Regions from separate parts of the Homo sapiens genome. Here region 1 is linked to region 2. Evidence: chromatin loops called from intact Hi-C (ENCODE). Cell type or tissue: endothelial cell of umbilical vein. All regions are shown on one strand. Links, peaks and the distances in the headings refer to the core of each region. The heading gives the core; the rest is flanking DNA.

Region 1 (9,050 bases), core at 2,464-4,963, 180 kb before region 2:
CTTTACCATCTGAAATGACAACTCCATTTCTGCCTACTCAGGACATTTATCTGCTTAAATATGTGACTATAAACCTACCTCCAGGAAGTCCTCCCTGTTTAAACTTAATCTGATATAATCCATCATTTGCTTTGAAGCCAAGCAGTACCAATATGCATTTTTCTGCTCACTAAGAATGTGGGCCTGTCAACAATTGGTTGATTTTTGTTTTTTCTAAGAGCAGAGACTGCCTTAACAGCTCCTGACAGCTACCTATACATTAGATACTTTCCCCCTCCCCCGTCTCCTCCTCCTCCTTCTCCTCAACATCATCAATACCAGCAACTGTAGCTGCAGCCACATTAATGCACACGTACTATATGCTTGGTGCCTGGTACTTGGCATTCACAATCTAATACAATACTTTCAACAACCCTCTGAGGAAACTGACATGTAAAGAGGTTAAGTCCCTCAAGAGCCGGGATTTAAACCCAGCTCTCTCTGACTCAAAGCCTCTAAGCTAATTAATGGGCTTCACAGCTTCTTCACGAAAATTTCAGCAAATTAATCCCATAAGATGCACGCTAGGTACTAGGAGATCACTTGTATGTAGTCCCACAGCCTGTTATGATATAGCTCATATATTACTTATGAAACATTTCTAAACCCTTCTTAAGAATCACTGCCTTCAGCCAGTCCCTTCTCACATTCATCCTAAGTGCTAATACTTTCAGAGCAGATGTTATTTTTGTACCCAGAGACCATCTTTCCTTTGTGTAAGTGTTTTATATTTCCTTGCATTGCTAAGTCCTAAAAATAAAGTGTTATCTTCAAAATACGAGTATACAGTTTTTAAACTGTATTTATTTTTATACTTTGTGGATAGAAAACATATCAACAGGATTCAAGATAGCACATTCCTAATTACATAATGGAAGGCAGTCTAAATTAATTCTGCTTTTCAGAATTATAGTGAAAGCAATAAGGAATTTTTTTAAAAATTTAGTAAATGATGATGTATGTTATCTGAAAATAAAACAAGTGTTATTAGAACTTACCAGGCCTTCCCCAGGTTTAATGTTTGGTAAGTGAACTTCCTCCAGACATGCACACTGGCTCATCACAGGATCTGTGGTAGATCGGATTGTTTTGTCACAGATGCCATTTAAAACCTTGACCTAGAATTGGAGAAGCAAATAGTCAGGAAAGTTCAATCATTAACCAAGTTTATCTCAAGCTGATTTTTAGAGAAATGCATTTCACCTATAATTGTTAGTTCTGGTTGGCAATCATTTTGATAATTCTGCTCAGTGAATGCATGGCATTTAGACTCCATGTTTACCATCTGTGGGAATAGTGCCACTATTTCAGCTTTGTTTAGAAAAGGCAGCTTTTATATTAGCTCCTTTATGGCCACTGAAGAGCACAGGCCAGGCAGAAATCCCCTTTCAGCAATGAAGTGGAATCATCTCTCCCCAACCACCTACCTGACTTTTCAATGATTGCTCACAGTCTCTGAATACCAAATATTGACAAGGTAAAAAAAAAAAAAAATTGTTTTGAGACTAAGCCATTTTTTCAATGGACTTTACTTTTTTAAGCTGTTTCACGTTTATAAAAAAAAAAAATTGAACAAAAAGTACATTGAGTTCCCATATATCCCCTCCACCACCAGCCTCCATTCCCAGTTTCCTCTATTATTAACATCTTGTACTAGGTGTGGTGCATTTGTTATAAATGACAAACTAGGACGGGCACAGTGGCTCATGCCTGTAATCCCAGCACTTTGGGAGGCTGAGGTAGGGGGATCACCTGAAGTCAGGAGTTCAAGACCAGCCTGACCAATATGGCAAAACTCCATCTCTACTAAAAATACAAAAATTAGACGGGCATGGTGGCGTGTGCCTGTAACCCCAGCTACTCGGGAGGCTGAGGCTGCAGAATTGCTTGAACCTCAGAGGCAGAGGTTGCAGTAAGCCGAGTCGCACCACTGCACTCTAGCCTGGGTAACAGAGCGAGACTCTGTCAAAAAAAAAAAAAAAAAAAAAGCCACCAAAAACAAATTATGAACTAATATTGAGACACTATTATCAACTAACATCTATAATTTATATTAGGGTTCACTTTTTGTGGTGTACATTCTATGAGTTCTGACAAATGCCTAATGTCACGTATCCTTCATTACAGTATCATATAGGATAGTTTCAGTGTCCTAAATATCCCCTGTATGCAACCTAATTATCCACCACCCCATCCCTCACCATGAACCCCTGGCAAACATAGATCTTTTTACTGTCTCTGTGGTTTTGATTTTCTAGAAAGTCAAATAGTCAGAATTATGCAGCATGTAGTCTTTTCAGACTGCCTTATTTCAATTAACAACATACTTGTAAGTTTCCTCCATATCTTTTCATGACTTGATAGCTTATTTCTTTTTTATTGCTGAATAATATTCTATTTTATAGATGTACAACAGTTTGTTTATCCATTCATCTATTGAGAGACATTAAGGTTGCTTCCAACTTTTTTGGCAATTTTGAGTAAATCTGCTATAAACATCCTGTGCACATTTTTTGATGTAAATTTTCAACTCCTTTGGGTAAATATGTAGGAGCACAACTGTTGGATCATATGGTAAGAATATGTTTAGTTTTGTAAGAAACTTCCAAATTGTCCTCCAAACTGCCTGCACCATTTTGCATTTCCACCAGCAATTAACGAGCGTTCCTGTTGCTCCACAACCTCAGCAGCGTTTGGTGTTGTCAGTGTTTCATATTTTAGCCTATATAATAGGTATATGGCGGTATCTCATTGTTGTTTTAATTTACAATTCCCTAATACAAATGACATTGAACATCTCTTCATAGGCTTATTTGCCATTTGTATGTATTCTTTGGTGAAGTACCTGTTCAGATCTTTTGTCTCCTTTTTAATTGGGTTGTTTGTCTTCTTATTCTTGTTTTTTGTATATTTTGTTCTTGTTCTTTGTATATTTTGGATACAAGTCCTTTATCTGATAGGTGTTTTGAAAATATATATCCTCCCAGTCTGTGGCTTGTCTTTTCATTCTCTTAACAGTGCATTTCACATAGCAGTTTTTAATTTTAATGAAGTCTACCTTATCAATTTTTCTTTCATGAATTATGCTTTTGGTGTTCTATCTGAAAACTCATTGCAAAACACAGTCACCCAAATTTTCCCCTATGTTATCTTTTAGATGGTTTATAGTTTTGCATTTTACATTTAGGTCTATCATCTTTTTAGTGATCACTCACATTCTTTGAATGCCAAACACTGACAAGGTAAAACTAAAGAGACAATGAGAGGATCCCTATTAAGTGGTCTCCTTATAGAAGTCACAGTGGCTACGTGTGGTATTTCCCCAATCAGACTCATCTAACCTTTCAAAATTAAACAACCAAAGAAATCAGGAAATTCCAAAGAGTGATTTTTCTTTCCAAGGGGGAGAATCCAAGAAGTGATACTTTTTACATTCCTCCAATTTGTTTGGCCTCCCTATTTATGGAAAATATATTTATAGCAGTTTCATTGCTAAATTCCTCAACATCAGTAGGAGGAAGGCCTTATCAAAAGAGCACAGGCTGGCGTATGTCAAAAGGAGGAAGTGATGATGAATAGTTACAAAATGCTCCTTAAACAGTTACAGCACATCCCCCCTCCATCATAAGGTTTTTGCCAAGAATTTTTTTCTTAAATCAAAATGGTCCTAAAGTGAAATTTGCACATCAGTTCAATCCTGACTAGCAGGCTAGCTAGCAATATACATATAACTGTATCCTGATAAAATGTTCAGAAAAAAAAATAAAACAGAGACTCGATGTAGTTAATTTAAGCACAGGAATTTTCACAGTAGTTGGTCTTGTTAAATAACTTTTATGCTTTCTCTTCCACCTAAATTTAAAAACTCATGTCCCAAAAGCCAATATTTCAAAGTATCTCCTGAAGTAATTAGCCACAGGGCATTTACTTAATGTGATTCCCACTGCCTTTGGAAAATGAATTTTACAATAACTTTTAGAATGTATACTTACCACAGTTAAAACTTTATCCTCCATTTCCGCTACAAAGCAATCCTAAAGAAGGGGATGGAGAAAATGAATACTAAGTACAAGAGTTAAAAACGTTCAGAACTGTTGGCCTAGCTTTCTAGACATTTTCTGCAGCTCAAGACGGTCCCTGACACACCCGTCAGCCTGCACAGTCCTGCAGGACTGGGATGGGAATGAGAGGGCAGAGTGGGAACAGAGCTGACGTTTGCACCTTCCGAAGGTCCTGCTCTCCCCTGACCTAAGGAGTTCTCATCCAAGGAACCCACTTGGCCAATTACTTAATTTGAAAACTTACAAAAATAACTGAACTGAAATCCACCTACTCTCCAGACTGTCCAGAGAGTAGTAAGTCAGAAGTCCAAGTCAAGAAACCTGACGACGGCTCCCAATGTGCCCCCAGGAACAGACAGCAGTGGGCCAACAAGCTGGCAGTCTTTAGCTCTGGGCCTGCCTATAAGAATAGCTTTCAAATAAGGGCTTGAGTAAACTCAGCCACAAAAGTTTATTTTAAGCACCACTGAGATTAAATCAGATATTTCAGTCCTTGATAGATGAAAAGGGTTCAACAAAACATTCATTAACACACTGACAAAAAAGTGGTCTTGAGGTATGCTATTGATGACATGAAATAAAGGGCTGGAATGCAAAGCATTATTTATTCAGCTTAAGAACAAAAGGCTTGGAACACTGTATGAACTGGGTTAGCTGATTATAGGAATCACCATTGTCTTGTCTAAAAGCTGCCAAAGTGAAATTGCCAATGTGAAACTTTCACAGTTAACCTTCTAGAACTCATCTGTAGCAAAGGATTTCAACCTATACTGCAGAATGCATGCAGAAAAAAAAAATCGATACAACTAGATTCTATAGAGTTTATTCAGCCCTATTAACTATAATCCCAAGTTAGGACAATCTTAAAGATAATGCTAATTTCTTTTATGTACATGACAAAATGTTAATCAACTGTGTTGGAATTGTCAGGTGAAGATTTTTCACGTCAATCAAAAAGTCATTTTTAGGTCATTTTTTACTACTTCTGAAGGAGGAAGATGCCTGTCAGTTTCTACTCTATATGATTTAATAATCAGACTTTTATTGTCTTCTTACATTTGTTTAAAATTTTTTCTACTAAATAAAAATGTAGGAAACAATAATAATGACTGCTCCTAAAATTTATACTGACTCTCAGGAAAAGAGCAGCCTAGAGAGAAAAGACTTAAAAAAAATAAATTTAGAAATGTATTTTTACATGTGTGAATTTGATATTATCTTAAACTACAGGAGCGGCTTCTGTAAACAGGAATAATTATAGCTCCAAATGTGCTTTTCCAATTCTATCTTGTAGATAAAACTAAACTGTCAACTACCATTATGGCTCATCCCCTATTAATACTGTCTGGCAGACTTGTTAAACACATTTCAACCTTAGAAACACAGTATACATATGTGATCGTGTGCTAGAAATAAAACTAATACTTTATCTTTGTGTCTATAATCTTTCACTACAAATTCCTTTTTTTTTTTTTTTTTAGACAAGGTCTCACTCTCTCGCCCAAGTAGGAATGCAATGGTGCAATCTCAGCTCACCGGCAGCCTTGACCTCCTGGGCTCAAGTGATCCTCCCGCCTCAGCCTCCCAAGCAACTGGGACCACAGGTGCACACCACCACACCTGGCTAATTTTTGTATTCTTTGTAGAGACGGGGTTTCACCATGTTGCCCAGGCTGAACTTGAATTCTAGACTCAAGCCATCCACCTGCCTCAGCCTCCCAAAATGCTAGGGTTACAGGCATTGGTCACCACACCCGGCCCACAAATCTCTAAATTAATACAAGCACTGTCACTTCAGGGAGACCATCACCTAGAGGCAGAGACCAACTCTCAATACACCAGAGCCCAAGAACAAGGTAGACTTGTGACTGCAAGGTTCCTACAACTTGATTCCTTGAGGGATCCAAGAGGCCACCAAGAATATCGGTTCCCTGCAGTGGTGACTGCGGTGGTGATGGAGACAGCAACACAAGGAGCTTCCCGCCTCCCAAATTGTTCCAGTTGGCGTGTGAAAGGACTCCCTCTCACCTCCCGCCACTGTGAACGTGGTTCCCACACCCATTCCTGCCGAGAGGAAGCAGCTGCAGGCATGACTTCACATTGTTTTTTGGCATGAAGGCAATGGAATGGAAAAATGAGTGCAAAACCAAGTCACCGACCCTCCCAGGCTGGACAGTGAGCTGAGCTTCTCACAGCCCTGGGTCACCTGGCAGCAGAGGCCCAGCCTGGGTGGCACTCAGCACCCCCCTGCCTCTCCTCCTATTCTGCCTTCTCAGGAACTGAGCAGTCTTGTGCAGTAGGTTTAACTTCTCTGAGCCTTAGTTTCCTTCTTTCTAAAATGGGGTGATAACAAAGCCTACCTCTGAGATTTGCTGAGAATTCGGTGTGATGGCACGCGTCAAGTGTGAATGCACACCTGCTGAGAATTCGGTGTGATGGCACGCGTCAAGCGTGGATGCACACCTGAGAATTTGGTGTGATGGCACGCGTCAAGCGTGGATGCACAATGGCATGTGTCAAGCGTGGATGCACACCTGCTGAGAATTCGGTGTGATGGCATGTGTCAAGTGTGGATAGACACCTGAGACACAGTCAGCACTCAGCAGCAGTCTTTTCCTCTTCTGCTTCCATGGCTTGCTTTCTTCTCGTGTATGTGACACAGGGTCTCACTGTGTCACCCAGGCTGCAGTGCAGTGGCATGAACATGGCTCACTGCAGCCTCCGCTTCCCAAGCTCAAGCAATCCTCCCACCTCAGCCTCCCAAGTAGCTGGGACTACAGGCACACACCACCACGCTTGGCTAACTCCTTAATTTTTTTTTTTAATATAGAGGTCTCACTATATTGCCCAGGCAGGTCTCAAGCAATCCTCCCAACTTGGCCTCCCAAAGTGCTGGGATTAAAGGCCTGAGCCATTGAGCCTGGCAGGCTTGTTTTCTTTCCATTCAGTTTTCTCAAGGACAAATATTGCTCATTTTCCTAATTCTTTTTTTTGTTGTTGTTAAGATACTATCTTGTTATGTTGCCCAGGCTGGTCTCAAACTCCTGGGCTCAAGAGATCTTCCCATCTCAGCCTCTAGTAGCTGGGCCTCCAGGTGTGCACCAACACATCTGGCGTCATTTTCCTATTTCTTTCCAGACTGAAACTCAGCACCTGCCAGGGCCATTGTGTCTCTCTTGCCGTCTCTATTTCAGTTTTCATGGCATCCGACATGAGGAGACTACACTGGAAATACAGATCTCAATCCCTTCCCACCTTGGGGTCCTTCATCTCAAATTACAGCCTCAACACTGAACGGGAAGATCTATCCTTGTACTTGGTGTAGGACTACAGCTGAAAAAATGTTAAGAAATGAAGAAATTTCTTAAAAGAAATGTGCAGTTTCCTTGCAGGAGAAAAGAAGCAGCAATATGTATCCTTCAAATTAGAGGACTCATAAATTATTATTGGAAGGAAGGATGCAGAGATGGATGGAAGGAAGGATGTCACCACAAGAAGAAGAAGGGGGGACGGCAAGATGTAGAAGAGAGATGGGACAAGCAAATGTCTCTTCACAGACAAGGACACCAAGAATAAAGGCTCAGACAGAACATGTTCTTTGTCACTGGAAAGAGATACAACTTTTATTCCTCCAATTCCCCAGTTAAAAGGAATAAATGGCAAAGACAGATGTCTTCCCAAAGAGTCAACAGATCTTCTGTCAAGCAGCTGCAAGAGAATGTGAAGTCCCCTGGCACGTTCAATCTCATTGCTACCATCACAACGCACATGGGGTAAGCCACACTCAACTCATTTATCAAGTTTGTAATTTCTAATTTGTATGTATCTGAGCGCACAGATGCACAAATATCACCATTTGGCAAAGCACCTATGTTCTTTTTTTTTTTTTTTTTTTTTGAGATGGAGTTTCAGTCTTTCACCCACGCTGGAGTGAAGTGGCGCGATCTTGGCTGACTGCAACCTCCGCCTCCCAGGTTCAAGTGATTCTCCTGCCTTAGCCTCCCAAGTAGCTGGGATATATAGGTGTCCGCCACCATGCCCTGGGTGATTTTTGTATTTTTAGTACAGATGGGGTTTCGCCATGTTTGCCAGACTAGTCTCGAACTCCTGACCTCAGGTGATCTACCCGCCCTGGCCTCCCAAAGTTCAGGGATTATAGGCGTGAGCCACCTCTCCCAGCTATGTTCTTCAATTACTACAGAACATGCGCTTGTCAAGAGCACTTGTCAAGAAACATATTTTTCAATCTAAGTTCAGAAAATGATATCCTGATATATATTTACATATCAGTCTTACTCCTTCAAAACTGTTCAAATTTAAAACAAAAAAATACCAGAGAATAAGGGCAGTATATTTGTCCAGTTCTTCTCTTTAAACTATCAAATTTGATTCCAGAAAACAAGTACAAGGCAAGATTTTTGTATTTCCTACCACAGTCTACTCCTTCTGAAGCAGGCACTGTGCTTTTCACATGTTGTATCTCGATCTCCTGACCTCGTGATCCACCCGCCTCGGCCTCCCAAAGTTCTGGTATTACAGGCATGAGCCACCGCACCTGGCCCACATGTTATATCTCATTTAATCTTCATAACAATCTTTTGGAGTAGGTATTATTTTTTAAGTATTTTATATTATTTATCTGTATCTAATTTTACATAAATGTGGTCATATACATGATTTTTATAAATAAAATTTTTTGTTCTCTTTTTTTGCCTTGGCTCCTACATTCCCTCCCTCTCTCTCCCCCTGCCAGAGTAAACACAACTTTTTTTCTAAATTATCCACTGTATTTACATATTACTTCGTATACAAGTTTGTATAGGATGATGCGTGTTTTATATATACACACACAAACACACACACACACATGCATTTTAGGTATTTATGGTAACCATTTATCTTCATACCACACTTTTTTTTTGCCTTTTTTCTTTTTTAACTCAACATTAA
Region 2 (9,050 bases), core at 3,671-6,170:
AGGGTAGAGTGCAATGCCATGATCTCAACTCACTGCAACCTCTGCCTCCTGGGTTCAAGCAATCCTTTCATCTCAGCCTCCCAAGTAGCTGGGACTACAGGCGTGTGCCACCACACTCGGCTAAATTTTTTTTTTTCTAGTAGAGATGGGGTTTCACCATGTTGGCCAGGCTGGTCTTGGACTCCTGACCTCAAGTGATCTGCCCACCTCGACCTCCCAAAATACTGGGATTACAGGTGTGAGCTACTGGGCCCGGCCTAAAGACTTCCAATTTTTAAATCACTGGTAAACGGGTCAAGAGAAAAAGCAAGGGTTTTCTGTCGTAACCCATTGTAACCCATTGCCACAATATGTCCTTTTCCTCACCTATCCACCTGCAAATGCACCTTTCAAGGTTTTCTTAATAAGAAAGGGAAGAGAAGTCACTATGCTTTAACTTCACTAGCATCTTTCCCATCCTAATATCTGGGCAGTTTCTTCACACAAACCCTCAAGAAGGGACTATAGAGTAAGAAAACTAGAATGTGTGATGCATGGGGGCAGGGATCTTTGTCTGTTTTGTTCACTGGTGTTTCCCAAGTTCACAGAAAAGGTGTCTGACACATAGTAGATGATCAATAAATATCTGTAAAATTAAGTGAAAGCCATAAGTAAGAAATTAGCTTTTAAAAAGATATCTGTTGTATGAAATGTGGTCTAAAATGCTGTAACTGCACAATTATTAATGGTCCATTAAAAATACAGAAAATAAAAAATAAACAAACTGATTTTCAAAATAAATATATCAGAGCTCGTATACTCAAATCAGTGTAAGCCTTCCAAATTAGTACTCCTGGCAGGCACACACTTCATTCAACCCTGATGTTACTACTCTAGATAATTTTAGAATTGTTCACTTAAAATTTTTTAGCACTTACAGGATCAGATCCAGACATGTAAAATGAGACCTTCGTGATCGAGGCCTCCAACTGTTTCCTCTAAACCACTTTCCTCGAGACAAATGTCTTCTTGCTGGAAACCTTCCCCCTTCTACTCCCATTCCTCATCCATCTAAGAAATTCCAATTCCTCCATAAAATCCTATCTTCAGAGACACGTTCCCTGAAAACCCTTTTCTTACCGTCATATCACCACCTCCCTGAGAGAGAATTCATCATTTTTTGGTCCTGCATTTGTTCCCTATTTTTACCCTTATCATGATGAGCTGTGTCTACGTGTTTATCTCGTTGTTCTCTAGATTAGCCTGTGAGCTTCTCAAAGGCAGGAGTCTTGTATCATTCGTCTCCATATCCGCAGAGCTGCCTACAGAGCTGCTAGCTCAATAAGTGCCTGTTGAATTGAATGGGATAGAACAGAACTGTAATTAAGTCCAAAGTCATAAGACATATTCCTTTTCATAATCTCAGTGCTGGCAAATCTCAATGCTTTGAGGCTGGATATGTGACTGAAAAAGATCAAAGTCATTTAGTACCTACTTTGATGAACAAAGTGGGTAAAAATGCACTGAGCAATGCTATTTTATACAAGTCCAGAAATGTCTACCGCTAAGGAGATGAATGGTCTTATATGTCTCACCAGGAAAACAGGTTCAAAAATCAGTCTTAATATTGTATAACTAAATTCATACCTATTACAAAATGCTTACATATGTAGACAATAGAATCTGGTTATCGCAATAATTTGTTCAACCATGTATTCAATAAAGTTGTTTTTATTAAATGTAATAAGCCTAGCACTGTCTAGGTCTGAGGTATTGCAAGAATAAAAAGACAAGGTCCTGTCCCTAAGGAACTCACATTCAAGGGGTGGAAGAAGAGCTACACAGTTATCACACTAGTCAAACTATAGTAAGTGACAAATAAAGGTGTAAACACTATACTTTGGGACTATAGATTCTGGAATTTTTCATCTTAACTGGGAAGGTATAAGAAAGGATACTCATTGAATTGCTATCTTTGGCCAACCTCAGCTGCATATGTCTAGGGGATAGTGTAGATGATGTGTAGTGAAAGTTGAAACTGGAAAAAAAGAAGGTTTAGGCCAGACTGTGACAGCATCTCAGTGCTGATCTAAGGCATCATTCTGTGGGGAAAAAAAAAAAAAAACAAAAAAAAAACCACAAAAAACATGAAGCTGTTGGAAGTTTCTAAACTCATAGCAACTACCAGACCTGAGATTCAGGAAGATGACTCTGTTGTCAGTGTGGATGACACGTAGAGGATGATCAGAATAAAGGTGAGATCAGAGAAGCATGAGAAGAAGGAAGCCCAGTTATGGAAGGCATTCACGTAGGCCCACGATCCTAACAGTTTCTCTCACGAGCCCTTTACACTCTTAAAAACTACTGGGAACCCGGAGAGTTTTCACTGTTGTGGGTTATATCTATTTTTAATACATTATAAGTATAACTTGAGACAAATTTAAAACACAAGAATGCCTAAGGACACTTTCCATTAGCCATCAGAGATAGGACATCCCATGTCCTGTAGCTTCTAAAACACTCCACTTTCTACTTCTTAAAGAATGAAGGTAAACAAGGAAAATAACGTTTTACTATTACTATGAAAATATTTTCACATCACAGACCCCCTGAAAAGGTTTCAAGGATGCCAGGGATGTTGGGAACACTTTGAGAACCATTGATCTGGATATATGACTGAAAAAGACCAAAAGCCATTTGGTACATACTTTGATGAACAAAGTGGGTAAAACTGTGCTGAGCAATGCTATTTTATGCAAACCCAGAAATGTCTACAAATAAGGAGATTAATGGCTTTATATGTCTCATCAGGTAACCAAATTCCCGTTAGACAATAGGCCCAAAGCAGAGATAGAAGAGAAGAAAAAATAACCAATCAATTACACTTCAGAGGTAACCTTGGTAGGAACTGGTGACAGATTGAATTAGTGTGGGGTTGGATGGGGTGGTTTGGGAGCAGATGAAGGAAGAAAGAAGAGCTAAAAATAGCTCTCAGAGTTTTATTTCGGGGAACTGTGCGATTTTTTGCCCCAGCTTCTCCAATATTTACATATGTAAATATTTAATAAAATTAAAATTTGCGTATGCTTACATAATACTTTTAAACTGCGGCTTGGTTGTTTGGTCTTCTTATTGAGATTCTTAAGCAACCCCATGGTATTCTACCCAGAAATTTTCTTCCTCCTACCAGCAAAGTACCAAGGATAGTAAGGACTTGGTATAAATGGTTGATGAATGAATGAGCACCAACCTAGATACATATAATACATAATTTTCCGAGCCCTCAGATGAAAAATATAAATGTGCAAACTTCTACTCTTAAACAATGAATCACCTTTTAAGTATGTATTGAAATTATTTTCATAAGGGGGCACCCCTCACCCTCCAGTCCAAGAACAATAGTACTAAACCCACTTTAAGAAACACCCATCACTTAACTGTGCCTTTTTTGAAGTAGGGTGTGTCCATTTAATTAGTTTTAATTTAAAGACCAATTAACAAGGTTTCAACATAGAACAACATAATAAAAATCGATTTTTTTATTTCCTGAACTACTGAATCATCTCTGATGATTCTGACTGGATCTGAATTTATTTGTACAATACAATTTTATTCCAAAGTGTTTACGAAAACCACATTTTAGTTCTTTCCCTACTTGGTTCCACACCCTTCTGTGTTTTAGCCCATTAACCTCAATAAACCTGCTCAGTTTGCCATTTGATTTCAGTCAGATGCCTTATTCCATTTTTTCTGTCCTGCAACCATAATGTGACGACAATCTGGGTACAATTGCAGAATCCCACGCTACGCCACAGGACATGGTGTGGCCATTCACGTGCCTTAACAGTTCAGAAACATTTGCTCAGAACATGAAGAGCCAGGATGAGACCTTAGCCCATGTTCAACGACGTGCCTTCTCCAACCCTCCATGTGGCGGATCCTGCAGTGTCAGAGAGGGCTTGTCATTTCCTGATCACCTTGTGCACGTCATGCTTTTGTGCTTTTCCTCATGCTCTTCCCTTCATCTGGTTTGTTTTTCCCTCCTTCCTCTTTCCTTCTTTCAAGGTACAGTTCAAATGACGCTTGCTATGGGAAGTCTTCTCCGGTGCCTCTGGCCTGGTTTAGCCACTCACTTCCCATAGCTCCTGCTCACAGCTCTTAGGAGTTTCACAGTCCTTTAGCTCATGACTCATTAGGCTGTGGGCTGCTTTTAGCCATAACGTCATATGTGTAATCAGCCCTTCATAATTATTGCTTCAATGGAATTGACACCCAACCAGATAGTAGGAGAGATAAGCTCAAACCTCCTGACTCAGCACATGTGCACAAGTTTCCCAAATCCCTAGTCCACATTAGATCTTTTTCCTTGTCAATAAGAAAAAGCTTCTCTTAAGAATTATTAAACTTCCAATTCACCTTCTCAGAGTGGATAATAAGAAAGCTTTTATGGTGGGGTGGCAGGGTGGGGAATAGATATGAGATCCACAACAATGAGTGGGGTATGTAGGTGTCTCCAAATACTTCCTACTTGGCATAGGTCTAGCCCTTTATCCAAGCACACTAACTTACTTTGTGAACAAATGCTATGAGATCTATCACAGTCCCAGGAATATAGTGTGTCTGAACTCATCTCTGAGCCTTTGCTTACTTTACTCCCTCAATCCGGACTGTCCGTCAGCCATTCCTTCACTTCTCCCTTTAAGACCAAGTTCATATGGCTTTCCTTCCAGCTTCCTCAACCAGAATCAGAAATGTTAGCACTGGAACTTCTACTCTATTGCTCACACCCTTAATTACCAAATGAGGGACTGAGGCCAGTGAAGTTAGGTGACTTGTCTAGGACCACATAGCTGCCCTGGAATTCAAATCGAGTGGCTTGCAATCCTACCTTCTTTTAATCATATCCACTTCAATCTTGACTCACTTTGTTTCTCTCAACTCAATATCTGGATAGAGTTGTTTCATGTGGATAGATGTGTCATTTCCACCATTTGGTAAAACATCCGGGCACAGGATTATGGGTGGATATGATGCAGTGAAAGACACATGGCATCTGGAGTTAAACAAACCCAGACTCAAGAGCATCCCACGGTCTAACTGTGTGACCTCGGGAGAGTTATGCAAACTTCTGAGCCTCTATTTCCTCATCAGTAAAATAGTAAAACACAAGTGGGGCCAGTGAAGTGCCAGGAGGTTGGACAAGCTATCAGAACCTCAAAACGACGTGCTGCGTGGACAAGGGCACGTGTCTCACACTCACTGGCCTAGAGTGGGGTGGCCATATCTGCATGGTCCCCTTTCAGTTCTAAACAGTTCCTTGACTCAGGGATTCAGGGTAGTGTCTACTAAAGTAAAACACCAGCTTGTTTTCAAGAAGGGAAATGTTGATGCTGCCTCTGCATAGAGTCATAGGGAAGAACAACAGATAGCCTGCCAAAGATATGGTCCAAAACATAAAAATAAAACATGTCAGCTCACTGCCAAAGTGACTTCAAAATAGTCAGGATCTTAAGTAGTTCAAAACCCTAAAGACTGATCTTGTGGTCAAGGGCATCAACCTCACAGTGCCGCTGTTTCAGTCCTCTTCCCCTGACCGAGGGCCACGTTTCCTCTTGACCAGATGTGATATCCTATGACCCTTACCTCTGTGTCCCTACGCATGGAATTTTATTTTTAATCATTTGAAAGCAGAGTAAGCACAAAGCCTGCTCACTGAACCCTGGGTCAGACCATGTCATATATCTACTTTAAAAAAAAAAAAGTACTCTCTTTTATTAAAAAATAGAAAAGGAAGCCCTAAGAATGTTGTATGTTTTCTGTGTTTATATTCACATTGTGAAATGGGTAAAATAATACTAAACCCTTAATGGTGGTAACCTCAGGAGGGTGTGTAGAGATGAAATGATTGTCTTTCTTTACCTCTTAGAACTCTGAATGATACCAATGAGCATGCAGTTGTTCTGGTATTTTATCAAATAAATCAAATCATTACTTTTTAAAAAGAAAAAAAAATTTTCCTTTCAGTTGCTAATAAAACAGATATTGGTTGCTGGGAATTTTTTTTTTATCTTCAACTAGACTCCACTTCCCCCAGAAAGGTACCAAAAGCAGTTTAGGAGAAGATGGACAACTTGATCTCAGGTTTACTAAATTAGCAATAAACTTCAACTTCTCAAAAGTCTATGGTAAGAGTATTCAAGTCCCCTTTGCTTCTTGATTTTTAAACACAGTTATGTGCAGATTCACTTTTCCCAATCAATAAACAACGTCTCTTTATTACCTAAACTGGATAATTCCAGAAGTCAACAGGCAGCCAAATGGCAGTTTCTCATTTCTTTGAGATCACTGCTGATTGCTCCCTCTCCGGCTTCCTTGGAGCCTGTTGTGGACACTGTTGGCGTCTTGCCCAGTTCCTTCACCAGGCAGTGCCTCCACCCCACTGCTGTGGTGAGTGGCGGCTGCTGGTGGCTCACAGCTGCCTCCTTCTCGGAAGAACCGTGCTCAGCTCCTGGGAGGTTGCTGCCTCCAGGAGGTGATGTGCCTCCGGCAAGGCCCTGGCGGAGCTGCAGAGCACAACCCCCCTGCTGGATGGGGGCCACGTATGGGGCGCCCCGCACGTTGCAGAGCCACCCTTGGGCTTCCGCAAAAGCCGCGTCTTTGCTTCTTCTCTTGCTGTTTCCTCACTTCGGTAGAGGCTTCTCTCTCAATAAATCACTTACATGAGATAAGTAAATCACTCTCTTCAGGCCTAAAACAGCTGGGCTTTTGGTTACCCTAATGAGGAGCATTTTCATATAAAGTTATAGTTGATTAAAACTTAAATTCTTTAAAACTTAAAAATTAATATGGAAAAAAAATAGCTCACTATCCATCCCACCTTAGCCTCCAGTTCACGTGTGAGGAAATCTAAAATGTTCTTCAGATTCACAGCAACATCCAAGCTCCAAAGGCAGAGAAATAAGGATAAAATGCAATTATTATGCCTGGCCTACATAGTGGGTATTTAATAAACATTTCACAACTAAAAAAATTTTTGCCAAAATTTACTTGATTGGAAATAATGCCCAATTCAAGAATCAAAATGGCTGATTGTTGAATGTTTAAAAATGTTTTTGTGACTTTTACATAATTTTTTTGGAACCCAGAATACCCACTTAACATGTAGGAGTAACATATAGGTTTACGGAATAGGAAGAAAGGAGCTTGGGCCACAGTCCAGTCTTCAACTAGCCACCGTCAATTCCAACACAACTCCATCTCCATAATCCTGTACTGTGGCCCACAGGAAAGAGTGGAGCCTTACTGGGTACCAAAAGAATACTTTGCCTCTCTGAATGCACCTGGAGGGCAAGATTAACATTTGTATAAAATAATAATGACAGACGGGTGTGGTGGCTCATGCCTGTAATCCCAGCACTTTGGGAGGCCGAAGCGAGCGGATCACCTGAGGTCAGGAGTTCAAGACCAGCCTGGCCAACATGGCAAAACCCCATCTCTACTAAAATTACAAAATTTTAGAATACAAAAAATTACAAAATTTTAAAATACAAAAATTAGCCGGGCGTGGTGGTACATGTCTGTATTCTCAGCTACTCAGGAAGCTGAGGCAGGAGAATCACTTGAACCCAAGAGGCAGAGGTTGCAGTGAGCTGAGATCATGCCACTGCACTCCAGCTTGGGGGACAGAGTGAGACTTTGTCTCGAGAAAAAAAAAAAAGAAAGAAAGAAATAATAATGACAATACTACACAAAAATATATTGACATTTTAATTGACCTTTTGGGAGTCTAGTTGATAGATCAATAGATTAATAAAGTAAAATGAGAAATAAAGGGAAAATATTGGCATGTTGTTCGATTATTCAAATAGAATCTATTTTTTATTCATGGGATAAGTTGGAATTTTCCTTTTGTCAGGAGAATCTATTCTATAGCACAATCTTGATCTAGAATAATGACATACAAATAGACTTTTAGGATAGAAAACCAAATGATATCCTTACCAACTGTGGATTCAAAACCAAAAGGAAAATATATTGCATCACTTTTCTTGAAGAATGCAAGCAAAGGATAGGCATGTAGTTTAATCATCTCTGCAATGTATTAAGAGGTTAATCCTGTTTTAAGTAATCTATGAACTCTAACCATAAAACACACCATATTTAAAAATAAATATCCATGACTAGAGCATCTAAAGAGCATGTCTCCATTTAAAGAGGTCAGTCCCGGAGAACATCCGCTTTTTCCAGTGAGCTTTCCATTGTTTAAAAATGTAGGAGAGCTTCTTTTAGAATTACCTTCACAGACCACAGCATATTCTTTTGAAATTTTTCAGTGGTGAAAAATCCTTACTCTTTGAGGTTGGCCTCGACCTTCAAAAACAGCCAACACCTATTTTCAGACAAGTCTGAGGAAAACGGAATGATAGGGTTGGATAGTTAAGGCAATGACACATGTGAGGTAATTTACAAAAATACTCAAGCATAGAGAAGTTAAAACAAAGATGGCCGCTATATCCTGCCTTTCACATCCTGGCCCAGTTGTCTATCTCTGAGCATCTCTATATTGGTTTTTTTTCAGCTGGACAGTAAACTCTATTGAGTTTTCATTGTATCCCTGAAGTTCAGAGCTCAGAACTAAATCAAATAACATGATAATAATACAACTGTAATCGCTCTTGGCGGTATTAGCTTGAGGTTTGTCTCCTTGTAGCCTATGTGCTTATCAATTACATTGTCATAAATGCATGATAAGAGGATGGGCCCTTGAGCCAGGCTGCTTGGCCTGAAACCCCTGCTCCAATACTTATTATTAAACATGATTACTTAATCTCTCTAGGTTTCCATTTCAGCATCTGTTCAACAGAGATAATAATTGGAACTTTCTCATGTTGTTGCGCAGAGTCAGTAACAATATATTTCAAATATTTAGAACACTGCCTGCTATATAGTCCACACTAAGTAAGTATTAACCATAATTATTTTGTGTGGGTTTTGTGTGTAACAGGCAAAGAATGAGGAACTAGTCTTCAAAAATAAACAAACAACAAAATAAAAACCAGCTTTCATTGATT

What was found. A loop is a pair of places that touch in the nucleus more often than their neighbours do. Peaks named below come from ENCODE experiments on the same cell type or tissue, not always from the same donor. Only the 100,000 strongest peaks of a DNase experiment are listed, where the experiment ranks them.
Region 1: a loop joins it to region 2, with 7 times the contacts of the local background. A loop is called at or near these places in 3 of 110 quality-filtered maps.

The regions. Positions count from the first base shown.
Region 1 is chr6:154,429,435-154,438,484 of GRCh38, forward strand. CNKSR3 (CNKSR family member 3) reads right to left here. Exons shown (of 13, transcript NM_173515.4): 5 at 4,032-4,073; 6 at 1,038-1,157. Among named protein-coding and RNA genes, the nearest start is that of CNKSR3, 77 kb to the right of the region's middle. In endothelial cell of umbilical vein, for the core only: no CTCF peak of the experiment used is centred there; DNase peaks (open chromatin) are centred at 3,557 and 4,557; H3K27ac peaks cover 1,421 bases.
Region 2 is chr6:154,609,327-154,618,376 of GRCh38, forward strand. No RefSeq gene overlaps it. Among named protein-coding and RNA genes, the nearest start is that of CNKSR3, 100 kb to the left of the region's middle. RefSeq lists enhancers at 6,036-6,542, 8,435-8,604. In endothelial cell of umbilical vein, for the core only: no CTCF peak of the experiment used is centred there; DNase peaks (open chromatin) are centred at 4,195, 5,005 and 5,465; H3K27ac peaks cover 2,039 bases.